2 separate regions of the Mus musculus genome follow, and region 1 is linked to region 2. A link is a loop called in an ENCODE intact Hi-C map of the cell type or tissue named here. Cell type or tissue: heart. All regions are shown on one strand. Each heading gives the region's core, and the rest is flanking DNA. Links, peaks and the distances in the headings are about the cores only.

What was found. A loop is a pair of places that touch in the nucleus more often than their neighbours do. Peaks named below come from ENCODE experiments on the same cell type or tissue, not always from the same donor. Only the 100,000 strongest peaks of a DNase experiment are listed, where the experiment ranks them.
Region 1: a loop joins it to region 2, with 2.9 times the contacts of the local background. A loop is called at or near these places in 13 of 42 quality-filtered maps.

The regions. Positions count from the first base shown.
Region 1 is chr10:117,207,507-117,212,881 of GRCm38, reverse strand. No RefSeq gene overlaps it. Among named protein-coding and RNA genes, the nearest start is that of Gm31963, 14 kb to the left of the region's middle. In heart, for the core only: a CTCF peak has its summit at 3,080 (motif pointing right); no DNase peak of the experiment used is centred there; H3K4me3 peaks cover 524 bases; H3K27ac peaks cover 877 bases.
Region 2 is chr10:117,078,293-117,083,667 of GRCm38, reverse strand. Frs2 (fibroblast growth factor receptor substrate 2) reads left to right here. Exons shown (of 10, transcript NM_177798.3): 6 at 2,555-2,646; 7 at 4,722-4,908. The coding sequence starts at 2,581. Among named protein-coding and RNA genes, the nearest start is that of Cct2, 17 kb to the right of the region's middle. In heart, for the core only: CTCF peaks have their summits at 2,791 (motif pointing right) and 5,165; no DNase peak of the experiment used is centred there; H3K27ac peaks cover 548 bases.

The DNA of each region.
Region 1 (5,375 bases), core at 217-5,216, 130 kb before region 2:
TGAATTGTGTTCCCCTAGTTCAAGTCCATATCCTGGTAGTTCAAAATGTGACTGTACCTTGAGACAGTGTCTTTAAACGAGGTCATTGAATTAATAAAAGGGTAGACCCTAATCCAGTATGGCTCATGACTTTGTAAACAGGGTATTCAAACAGACATGGAAGGACACAGGGAGAGCAGCTCAGAGAAAGACCTCAGGAGAAACTTAACACTGCCCACTTCCTGATCTCTGTCTAGCCTCCAGAAGTGTAAGAAAAGAAGTACCCGCTGTCTAGACACCCAGTACGTGTCACTTGGTTACAGCGGCCCAGGGCAAGGACTCAGGAGTGAGGGAGCGCGTTTGCTCTTGACACAACTATTCCTGCTGGGGGTTCTAGCCAGGACAGACAGACAGAAAGTGAGTTAAAGTCAACCAGGCTAGAAAGGGAAGACGAAAGATGACCCTATGTGCAGAAGGCATGGTTGTGCTGGCCTGTTTTGTGTGTCAACTTGACACAAGCTAGGGTCATCAGAGAGGAAGGAGCCTCAGTTAAGGAAATGCCTCCATGAGATCCAGCTGTAAGGCATCTTAGTGATCAGTAGGAGAGGGCCCAGCTCATGGAGGGTGATTTCATCCCTGGGCTGGTTGGTGTCCTAGGTTCTATAAGAAAGCAGGCTGAGAAAGCCATGGGGGAGCAAGCCAGTAAGCAGCACCCCTCCATCTGTTCCTGCCTCCAGGTTCCTGTCCTGACTTCCTCCAATGATGGACTATGATCTCAAAAATGTAAGCTGAATTAACCCTTTCCTCCCCAACATGCTTCTTGGTCGATTTTGTCACAGCAATGGAAACCCTGACTAAGACAGTGCCTACCAAGAAAATCCCAAAGGAGCCAGGCAGTCATGGTACACGCCTTTTAACACCAGTACTCAGGGGGCAGCGGCACGCAGATCGCTTTGAAGCCAGCCTGGTCTACAGAGCAAGTTCCAGGATGGCCAGGGCTACCCAGTAAGACCCTGCTTTAGAAAAGCAAAACCAAGAATATTACAATTCAAGAATAGATGTCTCCATTGGAAATTGGGCATGATGATTCAGACAGCCCTACAGGACAGGAAAGAGGGGTTAGTCTAGCGTCTGGTGGGGACTGAAGAGACAGCTCAGTAGTTAAGAGTGCTTGTTGCTGTTGCAAAGGACCTGGGTTTAGTTCCCAGCACCCACATGATGGTTCGCAACTGTAACCCAGTTCCAGGGGACCCAGCACCCTCCATGGGCACCACACATGCACACACGAATGCAAAGCACTCAGAACTTTGTTTTAACGACTGAGAAGACTCCGTGCAGCAATGGTGTGAGTCCAGGGTCTGAGCGGTGGCTTTTAGAGAGTTTCTTCAACTCTGACAATACTGGATGAGAGGAGTGAGCCCAAGACTGTAACCAAAGGAGGCGTCATGGTTCCAGAAAAAGCTGAAAGAAAACTTTTGCAAACAACAGTAGTGACCGTGAGATCAGGCCTTAAGCAAAGAGGCTGGAGAGAGCCAACCTTAGTGAGAAAATCGGACTCAAAGTTCTTCTCACCAAAGCTGTAGACAACAGGATTGTTTTCTGACTTAGAGATGGTGACATTCTTGGAAAGTGTATGGAGTAGATCTCTGTTGAAATGCGGTCACGTGAGGCCGCCTGTCCAGACATTCCAAAGTATTTCATCATGGAAATAATATCAGTGCCTCCCTTTTATAATAAAAAGATGACACCTGACCTAATAACGTCCATTGTCTCAGAAGTTTGTGCCTGCTGTACTGTTACAAACATTTCTGAGAAGAACAAGGATAAACAAAACAAAAAAAAAAAACCCTCTGGTGAAGCAGCTCATCTTTGTGGCTACCCCTCCTTAAGACCAGCAAGCCTAAAATTAGCACTAATGGTTTTCTAAATTCCAACCCTGCCTCACTTGTGCTTAGACACCACTGTTGCCACAAGATGGTGAAGAGGCCCGTGCTAAGGCAGTCTTCCCATCTGGCTTTCTCCTGCTTTGGATCCTGGGATCCAGACTTCAGGATACGACCCAAATGGCTGTTTTGTTGAGGTTTAGCGTCTGTCACAAAGCTACTTTAAAGGTGATTGTTTTTCTATGGAGGGTTGTGTCCCTGCTGTAGGTATGTGCAGCACTTGTGTATAAATGCCTTTGGAGGACAGATGAGAGCGGGTCCCCTGGGCCTGGAGTTACAGATGGTTGTGAGCTACCATGTGGGAGCTAAAAATAGAACCTAGGTCCTCTGAGAACGTATCCAGTGCTCCAGCCCAAAGCTAAGCTAAATTTTAAATAGTATTTACTTAATGTAAGTGAGTACACTGTAGCTGTCTTCAGACACACCAGAAGAGGGCATCGGATCCCATTCCAAATGGTTGTGAGCCACCATGTGGTTACTGGGAATTGAACCTCTGGAAGAGCAATCTTAACCACAGAGCCATCTCTCCAGCCCCTAAATTTTCTATCTCTAAAAAGTAACCTAACATACCAAGACGTCTGACCAGCACCCCCTTTTTGTTTTGTTTTTCAAAACAGGCTTTCATTGTGTAGCCCTGACTGTCCAAGAACTCACTCTGTAGACCAGTCTGGCTTCAAAGCCAGAGATCTATCTGCCTCAGCTGGAATTAAAGGTGTGTGCCGCCACCACCCGGCTGCGCCCCACCTTCTGAGTGGAGGATGCAGGAACTTTTCTGAAGAGACCCAGAGAGTAAATATCTCAGTTTCTGTCAGTCCGTGACATCTGCTATTGTGTGGAAGTAGTCTCACCTAGAAAATGAGCATGACTGTCCAATAAAATGGCTTTGTTGACACTGAAATTGAATATTACATGGTTTTTCAAATCAAAATATTTCCTTTCTCTTGTTTTTATTCAAACATTGAAAAACTATATAATAAATGAAGCCATATAGTAAATAATATATATAAAACACATATTGTATGTATAACACATATATATAACATATATTGTATGTATAATTCACCATTCACTATCCACAGGCGGGATTAGGCAACCCAGCAGGCTTAGCCCTTAAAATTCATTTTTCTAGATTAAACCTGCACCAAGACGTGTTGACCACAAGAGGGCGATCTGTGATTTCCTATGGAATTTAGAGTTTGTCCCTGAGCCCTTTGAAGAGTCCGGAGCAGACCAGATTAGTCCAAGCTACCCTAAAAAGAAAAAAAATGATTGCTAGAGCCTGCGAAGTGGCTTAGTGGATGAGCCAAACTGATTCGCTCACTGAGTTCAATCCCTAGAGACCACATTGTAAGAGAGAACCAATTCCCACCTGTGGTCGTATGACGTACACAGACGGGGGGGTGTGGGGTGGAGCAAGCGAGCTTGCCAAGACATGGCAGAAGACCTCGTCCTCTTCCTTCCCACCTCATCCATGGGAGTACTCTGTTATTTGACCCCTTAGCATCATTTGGAGGTTTGGTTTGTCTGTTTGCTTTGGAGATGGGGTCTTGGCGTGGAGTCCAGTTTGTCCTTGAATTCAAGGTAACCATCCTTACCAAAGCCAATTGCAGGTGTGAGCCGCATACCTAGTTGGTCAGCTGGCTCTCTCCCTCCGTCCCTCCGTCCCTCCGTCCCTCCGTCCGTCCCTCCCTCTCTTCCTTCCTCCGTTCCTTTTTCCAGGTGACAACACCTTTCAGCAGCTATTCCTCTATTTAGTCTATCAGTATCAGTTTATTAGTTATTTAGAGGGGCTGTTTGTTTGAGACTGGGTCTCATGGAATCCAGACTGGCCTAGACTTGATGTGTAGCAGACGCTGTTCTTGAACTCCTTACCCTTTTGTCTGAGCCTCCCAAGAGCTGGGATTACAGGCTTGTACACCTATGGGGCATACTTTACAAAAACTCTCCGAGTGTCTACCCTGAACCAGCATTTTTTTTTTTTTTTTTTTTTTTTTTTTTTTTTTTTTTTTTTTTTTTTGTAGCCCTGGCTGTCCTGGAACTCACTCTGTAGACCAGGTTGGCCTCGAACTCAGAAATCCGCCTGCCTCTGCCTCCCAAGTGCTGGGATTAAAGGCGTGCGCCACCACTGCCTGGCCTGAACCATCTTTTAAGGAATTCTTGCCTATCCATGGTCTTAAGTAATATTTTATGCTAATCATTAAAAGCCTACCTGCCTATCCTAAGCTCTGGACTGTATTAAATTACTTCTAGATAATATATTTGGATATTTTGAGGTCACTTCAAGTAGAACAAGTAGAACATTCTTGAGATGTAAGTCGCCGCCTGTTTTAGTCATCCTCCATCATGGACCACGGGCCAGGCACACAGCACCACTTGCCTTTTTTTTTTTTTTTTGGTTTTTCAAGACAGGGTTTCTCTGTGTAGCCCTGGCTGTCCTGGAACTCACTCTGTAGACCAGGCTGGCCTCCCGAGTGACCAGTTGTCTTATTGTCTGTGGTAGACGGGATCTCTCCAGCAAAGGCTTCTCTGGGAGGAGTCACAAACCTCCCCACAGGAGGAGTCCCGCGGTCATGCCCACGTCACGTGACCGTTCTCCGGTTTGGATTCAGGGCGTTTGTGACCCCGGATCCCGATCATCCTCATCTTCAGTCATTACCGCTGCCTGTGTGGGGGCCGGCATGGCTGTGTGGGGGCTGGCATTGGCTCAAGGATTCAAAGTGTGGGCTCGAGAACAGGACTTCAAAGTCTGAGCCATGCCTCCTTTGCTGGCTTTATGACCCGAGGCAGGCTATTTAGCTTCTCTGGGCCTTACTTTGTTCATGCTTAACGGTGGGCATAATTATCATGGCCTCGTAACAGGTCAAATGAGATGACGCATGCCAAGGACTGGGCATTGAACGCAGAGCGCAAGACATCAGCAGCGCGCTTTTATTAGAGTATAATTTATATATTGTTTCGGGGATGATTTGTGTTCCCTCCAAAGTTTGTGTGTTGAAACCCTAGCCCCCAGTACCTCAGAATGTAATTATATATGAAGATTAAATCTTTAAATATGTAATTAAACTAAGTCATCACAGTGGGAGCTAATTCAATACGAGTGCTCTTAGTTAGTTTCTTAGTTAGTTAGTTAGTTAGTGAGTTAGTTTCTTTGTTTTTGAGACAGGGTCTCACTGTGTAGCCCTGGCTGGCCTGGAGCTAGGTGTGTAGACCAGCCTCAAACTCACAGAGACCAGCTTATCTCTGCCTTCCAAGATTGGGGTTAAAAGTGTGCGGCCACACAGAGCTGGCTAGTATCCTTTAAAAAGTTGGGCCTCACAGTCTACTTGTAATTCTAGCACTTGGAAGGCTGATGCAGGAGGATTCCTGAGAGTTCAGGATCAGCCCGGGCTATGCAGTAAGATCCTATCTTAAAAAGGAAAAGGTGTTAAGAGGGAGAGAAAAAAAAAATAGGAG
Region 2 (5,375 bases), core at 303-5,302:
TGGGCTTGAGTGTATGTATGTGTATCCATATGTGTGTGCATGCACGAGCCCTCAGAGGTCAGAGGGCAGTGGATCCTGGACCTGGAGTTACTTGGGCTTGTGGGCCATCATCTGAGTGCTGGGAACCAGACCTCTGCAAAAGTGCTAAGTCCTCTCACGTGCTAAGCTGCCTCCAGCCCCGGCTCTCCTTCACTTAATAGCTTCAGTGGTCCATGGAGTCTGCTTTCTAAGCTCCTCCCTCAAACCCATATTTCCATACTTAGCTCTTTGTTTGTAGCCTCAGGTTAGGATTGTCGCAGCTGAGTCCGTCTGCACCAGAAGAGTCCCCAGCACCTACACAGCAGATAGAATAGACCCTTGCTTCCGGCTCCTGGGGACAGTCAGCCACTCAGCACTGTTGGCTGTGGCTCTAAAGCCATGACTTTCTTCCTCGTGCTACTGCTGTTGTGTTGCTAGGCTTTTATCCTAGTTCAGTTTTCTCACTCAAGTGTATCCTGCGGGCAACTAAATTTTAAACACACACCTGAGTATCTCCCCTTTGTGGTTAAAATGAATGAGTTTTAAGGAGGGTGGGGAAAGAATGCTATATAATTTTAAGATTTTCAAAATGTTTCCATCAATTACATCTTTTTTGTAAACTTAAAAAAGTTTACAGGCTGGAGAGATGGCTCAGCAGTAAAGAGCACTGACTGCTCTTCTGAAGGTCCTGAGTTCAAATGCCAGCAACCACATGGTGGCTCACAACCATCTGTAATGAGATCTAACTCCCTCTTCTGGTGTGTCTGAAGACAGCTACAGTGTACTTATGTATAATAATAAATAAAAAAAAGTTTACAAAATTTAATAATTTAGCCCTTCTTGGTAAAAAAAGAACAACACATATGGAGCATATCTGTGTTGGATAGTATGCTAGTGCCCTAGGAAATGAAGAGGACATGGGCTATTCTCAGCGAGGTCCCAGTGGAGTGAGTCAGTACAGAACAGAACTGTTGCAACAAAACATGGTAAAAGGCCTCGACAGTTCACTGTGGGGATACTGGCAGTTATCACTCCGCAGGCTCACAGATGGCCTAAAGTCTGCACAGATGAGTGTGGTCTGCTTCTACTGGAAGGGGCTTCTAATGGAGGGAGAACGGGACATAAATAGATCGCCAACCCCAGTTCCTGCTACTTAGTGGATACTTTGCTATCAGGACAGCCTGGGGGAACTTAGATGGGGATGGGTGAGAAGTCTAAAACAATTCTAAATCAGCCCAATAGGGCTGGAGTTGGGAAGTTTAATCTTGAGAAAAGGAAGCCACAGAAAGCTGTGTGGAAGAACATGATGCAGTAGGCTAATGTGGGAGAAGGCAGTCTGTTACTCTGAGGAAGAGGAGGGCTTGGTTGTTAAACCTGAAAGTGGGAAGAAGTGTCTAATGGTTTCAGTCAGAGCTGTGCTTATAAGGTTACGGCCTGTGTGGCTTCATTCCCTGTGTAGCACACAGCAGGGTCACTCCACCTCGCTACTCTGTTAGAAGGACTGCTTTGACATTCTCCTGTGTTTATTTGGAATGGCCTTGAACATGAATCTCACCTCTGTAACCTTTCCTATCTGACCTTCTGAGGCAAAGAATTAAATACACAAAATATCAGGTTGCCCAGTGCTGTGTGTTTTATGCTACTGGTGGAATTTTTTTTTTTTTTTGGTTTTGGTTTTGGTTTTGGTTTTGGTTTTGGTTTTGGAGACAGGGTTTCTCTGTATAGCCCTGGCTGTCCTGGAACTCACTTTGTACACCAGGCTGGCCTCGAACTCAGAAATCCACCTGCCTCTGCCTCCCAAGTGCTGGGATTAAAGGCGTGCGCCACCACGCCCGGCTTTACTGGTGGAATTTTAAGTTGACCTTTTTCCCTACTAATGTACTGTTTAAGATTTGATATTGTATGAACTCTTTGATGTCACCAATGAACTCTTGTCTAATAGAATATGTAAAAAAGGTACTACAATGAGAATCAGAATAACCGATGGCTAAAAGTATAGCATCCTTTTTTTTAAGTTGTTTTTTAAAACTTTTTTTTTTTTAACTTTTTTTTTTTTTTTTGGAGACAGGGTTTCACTGTGCAGCCCCGGCTGGCCTGGGACTTGCTATGTAAATCAGGCTGGCCTCACAGAGCTGCCTGTTTCGGCTCTGAATTAAAGGCATGTGCTACGTGCTCAACTTTTTTTTTTTTTTTTAAGGGAGAGTGTGAACTTTCTGATACATAAAAGATTGGTTTCTTGATTAACTGTTGAGTGATTGTAAACTAATTATTTAGATAGTGGCATAAGGTTGTAGAGTGAGCAGACTGTTATAAATTAAACTAGAAATGTGAGTTTCTGTGGCGTGTATAGTTTATTCTTATTAAAAGCATAAATTGACCAACTAGTTGAATGAATTAATCCTAAACATGAACATTATTGGGCATTCTTTCCTGCATCGAAGCACCATGCTTACACGGGATGCTTTGTGGGCTTTTCCTGTTTTGGATCTTTTGTATCCTGTGTATAATAATTTTCTTCAAATTATTTTCTTTGTAGTGCTCACATGGTCTTCTGAAGAAGCCATGGGTAGCTGTTGTAGCTGTCCAGATAAAGACACTGTCCCAGATAACCATCGGAACAAGTTTAAGGTCAGTAAAACCAGCAGAACTATAAATGTTTCTCCTGCCTACTTGGACATACTACTCAGACATTGATCTATGTTGCCTTTTTTTTTTTTTTTTTTAAGATTTATTTATTGTTATAAATAAGTACACTGTAGTTGTCTTCAGATGCACCAGAAGAGGGCATCAGATCTCATTATGGGTGGTTGTGAGCCACCATGTGGTTGCTGGGATTTGAACTCAGGTCCTTTGGAAGAGCAGTCAGTGCTCTTACCCGCTGAGCCATCTCGCCAGTCCCGTATGTTGCCTTTTTAAAAATCCCCCTCCTCTCCCACAGTGTGCCTTTTCGTATTTGAGTAAACAATGGTGCTTTCTTACTAACAGTATGGGTTGTTGCTCTGTTCTTCACTGCTGCAGCAAACACCTAAAGCTAAGCACTTACAAAGCACAGAGGTGCGCTCAGTTCACAGCTCTGAAGAAAAGACTTCAGTCAGCGCAGCACTGGCCCTGCCCAAGAGCCCCTTTGCTAGACTACCTCTGTGTGGGAAAGAGACTGTGGACTGCCTCAAGTCTCACAGGAACTGTATTGATCCCTTTTGAAGGCACACCCCCAATAGCATAAGGGCCTCCCACCATGCCTCAGCTCTTAAAGGTCCTACCACCCCAATACTGCCTCAGTGATGACCAGGCCGCCTGCACATGAGCTGTTAGGTCAGACCATGATAGGAATCACTTTTTAATTTTCATTTGGTCCTTTTTATCCAGATAATCACATAGGTTTGGTAATAATTTTTTTAAATGTCATTTTACAATTTTCTCGTTTGAGACTATAAGCTTAGCACTTGTGTGCTTTCTGTTACTGTAACAAAATCTTACATGGAAGAATAATTCTCTTTCGGGTCAGTCTTAGAGGTTTCAGTCCATGGTCTGTAGCCCACTGCTGTAGGATGTGATGTGATAGCACCTCAGAGCAGACATGTACTATAGACCAGAATCATGTATGTCACGGTCAGCATGTAGAAATCCTCATCGGAGCCACGTCTACAGTGACTGGAAGACCTCTAAGGTCTGACGCTTTGTCAGTACTGCTGCCGGTGAGAGTCGGGGGCCCTCACCGTCTCAGACATCCTTGGGCATGCTTAGATCATGGGGCTTTTCTTAGTACAAGAGTCTCGCTGTATCTAAGGCTGCGTGCAATCTCGGTCCTCCTCTTTCCTAGCTGGAACTGCATGCATGTACCACCACGTCTGGCTTGACTTCTTAACTGCACTGCTATCCATGCTGAGGTTAGCATACAGTTAGTCCTCCTTCACCCTTCGTAGCTGCTCCCAGATTGGTTAGTGTCCCGTACACTCTTATCCCCCTGCGCTGGGGGTCCTTGCCTCTGCATGACTCCTATCTGTGTAACTTCAAGCCCTGTTACTTCACAGCTTTGCTCTCTTGGGCAGTTTGTGTGATTAGTAAGTGGAAGCCTGTGGTCTGAGGCGTTAGGAAGATGACATGAAGAATGCACATGGAGATCATGGAGATCACCTGCCCGTGCCCCAGGAAGAGCAGTTTCTCTGTGTGTTACCCTTTAGTCTTAGTCTCTGGCCATTTTCTATGTTGCAACACTGCGAGTGGAACCTGGGACCTCAGGCATGCTAATCCCCTGCTCCACCATTGAGCCGTATACCCAGTCCTTTAGATGGACTTTGTGCCTGACTGAATTTGGTCTCTTTGAAAGGTGCTTTCTTTATTCTGTTTCAGCATCGTGCCTTCGTGCTGTGCCGTGCATCTTGTGAGCCACCCGATTTCCTCTGTAAAGTTAGTCCTACTCCGGCCTAAAGGAGGGGCCGTGGTTTTTTTCATCCACCTTAGGCTACCGTCGCCACCTTGTGCGGGCTGTGTTGCATTCATTTGTCAACAATCAAACCGTCTGACTTGGTGTTTGTGTCTTATTAAGTGGGAATGTAAATTCTCTATCTTACTGGGACATAGTCCATTCCTCTACACACACTGGTGGTGAGTGAAGCAGCAAGTGGAGGGAAGCTGACAGAATTCTCAGCAGTGCTTCTTGTCTAAAAGGTCGTGAATGTTAAGCTGCTCTCATCTCCTTCTAGGTCATTAATGTGGATGATGATGGGAATGAGCTAGGCTCTGGTGTGATGGAACTCACAGACACAGAGCTGATTCTGTACACCCGGAAACGGGACTCGGTAAAATGGCACTACCTCTGCCTACGACGATACGGCTATGACTCAAATCTGTTTTCTTTTGAAAGTGGTCGAAGGTGTCAGACTGGACAAGGTAGGGAGAGCCTTTCTTTTCTCCAGATGATAGTGTTTGGAAGCATTGCACTTCCAGTTACTCTGAATACAACATGGCATGGAGACACAGGCTTGGCCACCGAGCCCTCGGTGGAGGTAGACATAAGTTATGGATTCATTTACCAAGCATGCACGAGACACTGTGCCCTTGATAGAAATAAAGTGTTAACTGTCTATGTCAGCAGTGGAGCTGTGCAGTAGCTAACAGCTTTAACATCCTGTTCCACAGGCAGCAGGCAGAGGGCGCTGGCCTGGCCTGGGCTTCCCAGTGACACATGGCCTCACAACACAAGGCCACACCTCCTAGTGCTGCTCATAGGAACTAGATTGAGATATATGAGTCTGTGGGAGCCATTCAGACCGCCACGGTGCCTGTTTCACAATGTCTTCCTTTCTGAGTGTTCTCACAACTTAGGAAAAGTCTCATTACATAGATCCATTATACAT